Linked DNA regions of Homo sapiens: region 1 is linked to region 2. The links are chromatin loops, found by intact Hi-C in ENCODE. Cell type or tissue: Caco-2. All regions are shown on one strand. Links, peaks and the distances in the headings refer to the core of each region. The heading gives the core; the rest is flanking DNA.

What was found. Peaks named below come from ENCODE experiments on the same cell type or tissue, not always from the same donor. Only the 100,000 strongest peaks of a DNase experiment are listed, where the experiment ranks them.
Region 1: it touches region 2 in a loop (6-fold over the local background); 5 of 110 quality-filtered maps call a loop at or near these places.

The regions. Positions count from the first base shown.
Region 1 is chr21:41,444,330-41,449,713 of GRCh38, forward strand. MX1 (MX dynamin like GTPase 1) reads left to right here. Exons shown (of 17, transcript NM_002462.5): 12 at 1,119-1,241; 13 at 1,671-1,812; 14 at 4,808-4,966. Among named protein-coding and RNA genes, the nearest start is that of MX1, 21 kb to the left of the region's middle. In Caco-2, for the core only: no CTCF peak of the experiment used is centred there; a DNase peak (open chromatin) is centred at 2,452.
Region 2 is chr21:41,364,203-41,369,586 of GRCh38, forward strand. The region is part of intron 1 of MX2 (MX dynamin like GTPase 2); the gene reads left to right. Among named protein-coding and RNA genes, the nearest start is that of MX2, 4.9 kb to the left of the region's middle. RefSeq lists silencers at 359-408, 4,673-4,722 and enhancers at 3,333-3,432, 3,484-3,985, 4,153-4,202, 4,585-5,273, 4,983-5,042 and 1 more. In Caco-2, for the core only: no CTCF peak of the experiment used is centred there; a DNase peak (open chromatin) is centred at 2,689.

The DNA.
Region 1 (5,384 bases), core at 1,051-3,550, 80 kb after region 2:
TTTTTTTTTTTTTTTGAGACAGAGTCTCACTCTGTTGCCCAGGCTGGAGTGCAGTGGTGTGATCTCAGCTCACTGCAACCTCTGCCTCCTGGGTTCAAGCAATTCTCCTACCTCAGCCTCCTGAGTAGCTGGGATTACAGGTGCCCACCACCATGCCTGGCTAATTTTTGTATTTTTAGTAGAGACAGGGTTTCACCATGTTGACCAGACTGGCCTTTTTCAAATTTTCAACTCAGCACCAGAGTGCAAGGTCTTCCACGTGGTCCCCAGGAATGCGGGTGCATAACAGGGTTGTTTCCAGCCGACCATGATGAGTGCAGAGCTCTCTGGGGTCCCACTGTATGCAGAAAGAGGATGCTTCCTTATTAGATTCCCCACCTCGAGCAAGCCCATGGGGATTGATTTTTTGCCTCTGCACCAAGTCAGGTTCATAAGTTCCCGTTCGAATTTTCTTACCTAGACAGATGCCCTTGTGGCTGAGCCGGGCTTCATTGCTGCCTTCTCCTTGAGCCCCTGCCTGGCCACTGTTACTGGGGCTGGCCTCTGACTACCCCTCACTAACTTGTGAGTCCACCGATACATTTAAAGGTGCAGCTTTCACATGTCAGCTGGCATTTTTAGATGTTTGCCGTGGAAGGGTGAGCCAGCATATGGCGTCAACCGTATTGTTAAAAACATAAGTCTCTGATCACTTTTTATTGATTGCAAGCAACATAAAAGTTGTTGAATCTCAAATTGCTCCAAATGCCACTTTTTCAGAACCTACTAGACAAGTGGATCTCTCCAGTCTCCCTCCAGAGAGTTTACCTAATATGACCACAGAGGAACTGCTCCCGGGTCACTCTGCCGGGGCCTAGGACCCATGCACAGTGGGTGCCACAGTGCTGCTCATGAGGCTGCTGTCGCAGGAGTGGGGAAGGGGGAAGACCTGGGCAGAAAACAGTGCCCCCAGTGTGTGCCCCCCTGCACCTCCCCCGGGTCTGGAAAAGCTTCCTTTTAGAGGAAGCCAGGAAGTCAAATGGCCCACACAACTCCTCTGCAGAGGGAGGCCCGGGACCTCCTTTTCATTCTCTGTTCATCTTTACACATTTCCATTATTTTCTCTCCATTTTCCTCAGAAATCTCTGCCCCTGTTAGAAAATCAAATCAAGGAGACTCACCAGAGAATAACAGAGGAGCTACAAAAGTATGGTGTCGACATACCGGAAGACGAAAATGAAAAAATGTTCTTCCTGATAGATGTGAGTGTTGCCAGCTGCATGGAGCTGGAGAAGCACATGTCATGGTCAAAAAAGGGACCCTGGGCCTTATGCACTTCCTTCTTCACTCCCCCAAGGCTGATCCAAAGACATCTGGCCCGTAGCACTCAAAGGGTGGACAGGGCTGAGGGAGGCAGGGCAGGGAGTGCAGATGTGGGGGTGGAGTCAGCAGCGAGGGATGCTCAGGCTGCGTTGTGCCTACTCTGTCACGAGCATCACCCAGATCCCTAAGGCAGTAAGGGGTGGGATAGGATTTTCTAGTGCCAAAACCTCTTCTTTCCCCTGATCCACAGTGTCCCATAAGAAAGCAAAGAATGACTCCCCACCCTCCACATAGGCACGGCCTCCAAATGACCTTGACACTTGGATTTGAAGTCTATCCACTTATACTGATGTTTTTCTTCTTGACAGAAAGTTAATGCCTTTAATCAGGACATCACTGCTCTCATGCAAGGAGAGGAAACTGTAGGGGAGGAAGACATTCGGCTGTTTACCAGACTCCGACACGAGTTCCACAAATGGAGTACAATAATTGAAAACAATTTTCAAGAAGGTGAGTGTCTTAGTCCCTTCTTTTGGGCTGCTACAACCGAATACCTGAGACTGGGTCATTTATAAACAGTAGAAACTTATTGCTCATTGTTCTGGAGGTGAGAAATCTATTCTTAAGGAATCAGGAAATTTGGTGTCTGGTGAGAGCTTGTTCTCTGCTTCAAAGATGGCACCTTCTAGCTGTGTCCTCTCATGGGATAAGGGACGAACAAGCTTCCTCGGACCTCTTTTTTACAGGGGTACCACAGGCATACCTCAGAGATATTGTGGGTTCAGTTCCAGACAAAAAGAATATTGCAATAATGCAAGTCATATAAACTTCTTGGTTCCTGGTGCATAAACAGTTCATTTATGCCCTACTGCAGTCTATTAAGTATGTAATAGCATTAGGCCTAAAAAATATGTATGTACCTTAGTTTAAAACACCTTATTGCTAAAAAATTGCTGGTACAGAAACAAAAAGTGAGCATGTGCTACTGGAAAAAAATGGTGCTGATTTGCTTGACATGGGATTGCCACAGACTTTCAATTTGTAAAAAATACGGTATCAGTGAAGTGCAATAAAACAAGATATGCCTGGAATGCCATTATGCGGGCAGAGTGCTCATAACCCAATCCTTCCTAAAGGTCTCCTCTGTTGATACCATCACACTGGGGATTAAGTTTCAACATAGGAATTTTTAGGGGACACCAACATGTAGACCATAGCAATGAGTCAATACCGTGGTAAACCTGATACGTTGGCTTAAGACAGAGAAGAGTGGGGCAGTTGGGGAGGATGGTCAGGATAAGGAGCTAGTGACAACTAAAGCCATGTTTGCTCTCTTCTATATCACTGAACCCAAATGACCATCCACTGATGAATTGATAAACCAACTGGCTTGTGTCTGTGTGTAGCGGTTGGCTTTGGCTGTCATAACAAAGTACCACAGACTTGGGGGGGCTTAAACAGTAGAAATTTATTTTCTTACAGTTCTGGAGGCTGGAAGTCCAAGATCAAGATGTTGGTGGAGCTGGTTCCTTCTAAGGCCTCTCTCCTTGCCTTGCAGATGGCCTCTTCTCATTGGGTCCTCATGTGGTTGTCCCTCAGTGTGTGTGTCCTCATCTCCTCCCACAAGGACACTAGGCAGATGGGATGAGGGCCCACCCTAGTGACCTGATTTCAATTTAATTACCTCTTTGCCTGTCTCCAAACACAGTCAGATTCTGAGTTTCTGAGGGTTAGGACTTCAACATTGGAGTTTGAAGAGGTCACAACTCAAGCTCAGCCCGTAACACCAAGTCCTGGAATATTTCCAGCCACAGACAGGCACAGAGTGCTGGTCCACAGCACCCCATGGATGAACCTTGAAAATGTCATGCTGAGTGAAAGAAGCCAGCCACAAAGGCCACACGGTCTATGATTCCATTGATAGAAAATGGCTAGAACAGGCAAACCCAGGCAGGCAGAAAGCAGAATAGTGGCTGCCAGGGGCTGGGGAGGGAAAAGTGGGAAGTTATCACTGATGGGTGATGGATGTGGGGTTTGGGAGTTATGTCTGGGGATGGTCGCACAACTTTGTGAATATACTAAAATTCACTCACCCATACACTTTTTTTTTTCTTTTTCTTTGGAGACAGGGTCTCACTCTGTTGCCCAGGCTGGGGTGCAGTGGCTCAGTCTCGGCTCACTGCACCCTCTGCCTCCCAGATTCAAGCGATTCTCCTGCTTCAGCCTCCACCTCCCTAGTAGCTGGGATTATAGGCACCTGTCTAATTTTTGTATTTTTAGTAGAGATGGGGTTTCACCATGTTGGCCAGGCTGGTCTCGACCTCCTGACCTCAGGTGATCACTGGCCTCAGCCTCCCAGAGTGTTGGGATTACGGGCGTGAGCCACTGTGCCTGGCCTGAACCATATATTTTTAACAGAGTGAATGTTATACTATGTAAATGACATCTCAATTAGAAAAATCCTTATGGGAAAATATTTCCTGACTAAAAAAAGTGTTCTAGATTACCACTCAAAAAGGAACTCAAACCCTCTGAACTTCTGATGGGGCTAACTCTCTCTAGTGTGGATTGTTGGGAGTACAAATCATTCCAAAAGTTTAAAGAAAAATGCAGCATCTTACACAGTGAACAGTGCTACTGTATCACATTCATACAAGTTGATGTGCCTGGTTTACTCTGTTATCCCATTTGACTTGTAAACACTTTCTACACATGGCAATACTTTCGACACATGAATATGTGATGTATTGTTAATTCCAGAAAGTGTTCATGCTCATTTCTAATGGGCATGCAGTTGAGGGCAAGGAGTGTATTATGGTACAATTTCTTTGGTAAAACTAAAATTGGATTCACAAAACTTCATACTCGAGTACGTTTTTAAGAAGGGGTCTTGGCCGGGCACGGTGGCTCACGCCTGTAATCCCAGCACTTTGGGAGGCCGAGGCAGGTGGATCATGAGGTCAGGAAATTGAGACCATCCTGGCTAACACGGTGAAACCCCGTCTCTACTAAAAATACAAAAAAATTAGCCGGGCGTGGTGGCGGGTACCTGTAGTCCCAGCTACTTGGGAGGCTGAGGCAGAAGAATGGCGTGAACCCGGGAGGCAGAGCTTGCAGTGAGCTGAGATCACGCCACTGCACTCCAGCCTGGGTGACAGAGCGAGACTCTGTCACAAACAAACAAATGAAAAAAAAGGGTCTTACTCGAAGTTTCTGCGTATGTGGGTTCCTGGCATCGTACCTGGCTCTGCACTCCCCTTCCTGAGATGACTAAGGAAAATTATCTTCAGATCTGGTTTTGTGTGTGTGTGTGTGTGTGTGTGTGTGTGTGTGTGTGTGTGTGTGTGTAATCCCTGGATATTTTTAGTTTACCAGTTAGATTTGATTTGATACCACTTTTTCTTGCCATTTATATTTTCAGAAAATTTAGAATGGTATTGTGTTTAGAAAAATGTGCAAGATTATTTTTGTAAAATAATTTAGAGGGTTTTTTTTCCTGCTATAGGCCATAAAATTTTGAGTAGAAAAATCCAGAAATTTGAAAATCAGTATCGTGGTAGAGAGCTGCCAGGCTTTGTGAATTACAGGACATTTGAGACAATCGTGAAACAGCAAATCAAGGCACTGGAAGAGCCGGCTGTGGATATGCTACACACCGTGACGGGTGAGTGCTCAGTTTCACCTCTGAGCATTGATTTCTAAAGAAAGGAAAGGTTCGAACCAAAGCCAGCACCAAACTTCAGCACTTTCCTCCTGGGGTGCATCCCACACCAACGAGCAAACCTCTCATTCTCCAGATGCCAAGTTGGTATTCAACAATTCAATTCAATTCTGACACTAACTACCCTCAGTCAGTGTGGACCCCATAGCTTAAGGGCTCAGTTCCACAACACTGGCCCCAACTACAAATGCCGGTCACAAGTCCCAGACCTCCTATTCTTCTGATGGACTGTTTATAAATCAAGGTTCTTGCGACCCATTCCTCAGGTCAACCAAGAACTCTGGAACACACTTCACTGACATTTACTGGTCTATTAGAAAGGATTTGATAAGGGGCACAAATGAAGCTGTTGGAGAGGCAC
Region 2 (5,384 bases), core at 1,309-3,808:
GCCTTCACCCCGCAGGGCCTTCCTCTCCAGTGATGCGCCTGGAAAGAGGGATTTCTCTTTGCAAAGGTCTCTGGAATTGCCAAGTTATGGCTTTAAGCATATGTAGGGAAACTCCCTCCCCTTTGCACTTTTGGAGTTTTTTTCCAGCCCTCAATAGAAATCAATACAGTGACCAGGCTGCCCTTTTCACCACACTCTCAGGCTCCTGAGGACCCTGGTGGAAGATGGACTAAGCACATCCTGGGCATCGGGGACAGGCACCGGCTCCTCAAGCGTGGACAGGGACAGGGATGGGGCGGGGCAGCGCTGCAGGAGGTGGGGCCTGGGCTGATTTTCTTGCTGTACTACTTTCAGTCACTACGTACCTGTTATGGGTTGAACTAGGCTCCCTGTATTAGTCAGAGTTCTCTAGAGGGACAGAACTAATGGAATATAAAAAAATAAATATATACATATATATGGAAGTTTACTAAGTATGAATTTACAGGATCACAAGGTCCACAATAAGCAATCTGCAGCCTGAGGAGCAAGGGGAGCCAGTGTGAGTCCCAAAACCTGAAGAACTTGGAGTCCAATGTTCGAGGGCAGGAAGCATCCAGCACAGGAGAAAGCTGTAGGCTGGGAGGCTAAACCAGTCTCTCTTTTCACATTTTTCAGCCTGCTTTATATTCTAGCTTTGCTGACAGCTGATTAGATGGTGCCCACCTAGACTGAAGGTGGATCTGCCTTTCCAAGCCACTGACTCAAATGTTAATCTCCTTTGGCAACACCTCACAGACACACCCAGGATCAGTACTTTGCATCCTTCAACCCAATCAAGTTGACACTCAGTATTAACCATCACACCCCTCAAATGTATATGTTCAAATCCTAACCTCAGAACCTCTGAATGTGACCTTAGTTGGAAATAGGGTCTTTGCAGATGTAATTAAAGACGAGGTTGTTTTCCAGTAGGGTGGGCCCTAATCCAATATGACTGGTATCCTTATAAAACAGGAAAATTTGTTTGTTTGTTTGTTTGTTTGTTTGTTTAACTTCTATTTTAGGTTCAGGGGTCCATGTGCAGGTTTGTTACATGGGTAGATTGTGTCATGGGAGTTTAGTGCACACATTATTTCATCACTCGGGTAATAAGCGTAGTAGCCAATGGATAGCTTTTTGCTCCTCTCCTTCCTCCCACCCTCTACCCTTGAGTAGGCTCAGGTGTCTCTTGTTCTCTTCTTTGTGGCCATGTGTGTTTAATGTTTAGCTCCCACTAATAATTGAGAACATGTGGTATTTGGTTTTCTGTTACTAGATTAGTTTGCTTAGGATTATGGCCTCCAGTTCCATCCATGTTCCTGCAAAGGACATGATCTCATTCTTTTTGATGGTTGCATAGTATTCCATAGTGTATATGTACCACGCTTTTTTATCCAGTCTACCATTGATGGCCATTTAGGTTGATTCTATGTCTTTGCTATTGTAACGGTGCTGCCATGAACATTCGTCTGCATGTGTCTTTGCGGTAGAATGATTTCTATTCCTTTGGGTACATACGCTGTAATGGGATTGCTGGGTCGAATGGTAATCCTGTTTAAGTTCTTTGAGGAGTCACCAGACTGCTTTCCACATGGCTGAACTAATTCGCACTCCCACCAGCAGTGCAGAAGTGTTCCCCAAAAGGGGACATTTGGACACAGACACGCAGAAGCCCACTCCTGCCTCCTCACTCAGCCTGGATTTGTCTCAGTCGCCCTCGCTTGCCTCTCACACGTGTGCACCCTCACACTGCTTCAGCATCTGCCGGTCCTCCGGCCTTTGCTCTTAGAGCAGAGATTCTCAACCTTTCTCCATTTGGGCTTCCCTGAGTGGTTCCGTAGTTCATTTATGGTGCCCGCCACCCAAAATAAATTCCTGGCAGTTCTATTTACTAATTAGGTAGGTCCAAACAACTCAGTAATAGTAGGCTGGGTGGTGTCCAACAGCTGCCTTCGTGTATCACTGGGAAATCTTAAAGATCCCACAGTGGCCTGTGAGTTTGCTGAAATACCCCAGGTGCACAGTTTGGGGAACATAGTCTTATAGATTTGATGAATTCCCTTTTTGCACCTGTATATCACTCACGGGGCTGATCTATGACTGGTGTGCTAGTCCATTTGTGTCACGATAGAGGTAAACCTGAGACTGAGTAACTTACAAAGAAAAGAGGTTTAGCCGGGCACAGTGGCTCACGCCTGTAATCCCAACACTTTGGGAGGCCAAGTCGGGTGGATCACCTGAGGTCAGGAGTTGGAGACCAGCCTGACCAACATGGAGAAACCTCATCTCTACTAAAAATACAAGATTAGCTGGGCGTGGTGGTGCATGCTTGTAATCCCAGCTACTAGGGCAGGCAGAGGTCCTTCTCAGATGCTTTGGGTCCTGCCATTGAAAGGGAAGAAGAGAAGTCCCTTCCCTGGGAGAGCCTCAGTGATCCCTGCACAAGACCAGCCGTCTTCCTCCGCCCCATATTGTTCAGCCCTGGCACCCTGTGTTGTGCGTGGAGTCCCTTGTTTTCCTCTATCTTATCAGGAACCAGTTCTAGGTTCCTAACCTGGTCTGACCCCGGCACCCTGTCCTGTTACACAAGAAACCCGGATGCTGATATATATATGTCCCAACATTGCCCTTCCAGAGCCTCTCCAGCTGTGACTCACTGTTGACATGGCAACCCCCACCCCCTGGACTCCTCGCTCAACCCACAAAGACTATCTCTTGCGTACTCTGCTCTGAGGTGTTTTAAAAAGCGCCACCATAAACCTGTAACACAAGAATGAAACCCAGCAAGAATCAGGGGACAGGAACCAAGGAACATGACATCACGTGAGAACTAAGGGCCGCTCTGATTGACCATAGCATTTGGCTCTCAGCCTCCCACGGCCAAGGCTAAGGGAGGATAGGACAATTGTCTCTCTCACTCTTGAACAAGAGGGAGCTCCTGGATTCACCGGGAGAGTAAATTTGACTAGCTTGGACTTCTGCAAGGTAATTTGTTGTGACTGCATATTAAGGAGACTAATCTTAACATAATCTTAACATAATTTCTTTATATTAAGGAGATTAAATAAATCCATGGATATGTTCTTGAGTGAAATTTTTTTTTTTTTAAAGCAGAGACCTTTTCCACGGGATCACATTTTCTTTTGACACTCCTGGGAGGCAGGCAGGACCATGTTAAGTGGCTGTTTTTCAGTGAATGATTCTACGGGGAAACCTGAATAAGATGGTAATGTTATAGGAAAGTGTCTGATGCAGAACCCGGCAATGGCTAAAACTGGAAGATGCAAAGCAGCCTGCTAGTGTGGGAGCTGCAATAAACCAAATCCCTTTTTTTTCTCAGTCAGAAGGAGGGACTTTCCAAGCTTGATCCTCTAAGAAAAAAGGATCCCCTCCTATTTTCTTACCGATTTTCAATTCATCCAGAATGCATGCTTCTTAGTCTTCAGACTCCTGGCCTGGTCACCGCTTGAAAATATTTGGCAGCCCCCTGGTTTAACAGCAGCCTCGAAGTTGACAGCAACTCCAAATCCTGCGGCTCAGCAGTACAGAGCCAGCTGGCCTCACCTCTCCTCTGGGTCCACTGCATCTTATCAAGGCCTTGCTGTCCTTCCTTGGATCCGTCACCCCCGACCTGGCCCTCAGTAGCTCCCTCCTGGATTCTGACCTCACCCTGTTCCTCATCTTTGTCTTAACTCTTAACTTGGCTGTCTGCTGCACCCTGACAGCCACCTTGTCTTCTCTTTTCTCCTCTTCTCTCACCAGCTGTCTTCTTGGTTTTTCAGTTCCCCTCTCTCAAGACCTGCACTTTCTCTTCAAGTCAAGGTCCACAGCTCCCATGCTCTGCATTTATACTGGGCTGCGGAAGCTCCCACGTGGGGACCAAGCCCTGGAGAGGAACCCACAGTGCAGCGGCTCCTGAAAGCAGAGGCCTGCACCCCTAAGCCTCTTAAGCCCCCCACTTTCATTCCCTCCTGCCTCTGTGCATAGCCCAAGTCCCACCTGTCCATGTGTCACCCGGCTCTTCCGTGTCGTCTCCGTGAGCCTGCAGGGGCACCCAGCCAGCCGACAGGCTCCCGAGACAGTCCACTCACACAGACACACTGTAGCCATTTCTGAAGATTGTGCAGGGGAGACAGATGGTTCACCAGGCACACACCAGACAACCCGAAACCTACATTCCTTACTCAACAGGCCCGTGTCAGAAAATCCTCCCTAAACTGCAATGGGGAGGGGGACTGAGGGAATTCTCATCCCCTACATGTCACCCCACGGCTCACTCCTGCCTCCGACCTTCACACATGTTCACCCCTGCAACTTTTCACCCCTTTATTTTGCAGAGCAATCTGTGCCCAGCTCCTGTCCTCTCAAACTTAATCAGCTCATGATACGCTTAGCAAGACCTGCCCTTCATGAAAATGAGGGTGAGGGTGAGGGTGGCGACAGTTTTAAATATGTTTTAAAAGGAACATGAAATGAAGAATATTGGGCTTCACAAAAGGAACCCTCCTTTCCCTTGTTCTTTCTTCCCATGGAGAGGAAGAAGTTGAGGCTGAGTTATCACCTCCCATCAGCACTCGGTTTTGTTCCTGGACCCCTGACTTCGTCACCAAGGGCAGCTGGCTCCAGCTCTCAGCCTTTGAAGGATATTGTGGCTAGGGGTTCAGAGTCCCAGGCTCCCTCCCAGACAGATGGGTGGAGTGAGGCCACCTGAGATCTCACTTGCTAGGGTGGGTGCCACCAGGCCCACCGAGCTGCTGGGTCCTGGCCAAGCCCTCCTGTACCCCCTGAGAAAGTCTCCGTAGGGCTAGGAGCTGTTTGTGCCAACTTTAGATGGACTCATCTCTCAGTGATCCCATAAAATTGCTGCCTAGCCCTTCTGGTTTCAAGGATTTCACATCAGAAAACGTTTTACGAACCCAGGGCTAGTTCTGAAAACAGGAAGTGCTTTCAGCCCCCATGGGAGGAGGGGGGTGCAGGAGGCCTGTGGACCTGGACCTCTGGGAGCCAGGCTGGAGAACAGGAGCTGAAGGCTGAGCGGCGGCGGGGCCATTCACACAACCATGGTCTTTCCTCCCAGTGAGGAGGGACCCCAGGTGGGGCTGCTGAGCTCAGGAGCCGCTGGCTCTGCTGGAAGATCCGCCCCTCTGAGGCTGCGCGGGGAGGATGCAAGACTGGGCAAGAGCTCATTAGGAAACGCTGAGACAGAGGGTCCTAGTGAAGATTCCACTGCAGAGAGGGCAGTCCAGGTCATCACAGGGTGACATCTGGGGATGAGGCTGGCCGGGGCACGGGGCAGGTTTTTGAGCCCGGCAGTGTAAGCAGTCTCTGTCCCAAGGGAGGAAAGCCGCTGAGAGCTGCTGGGC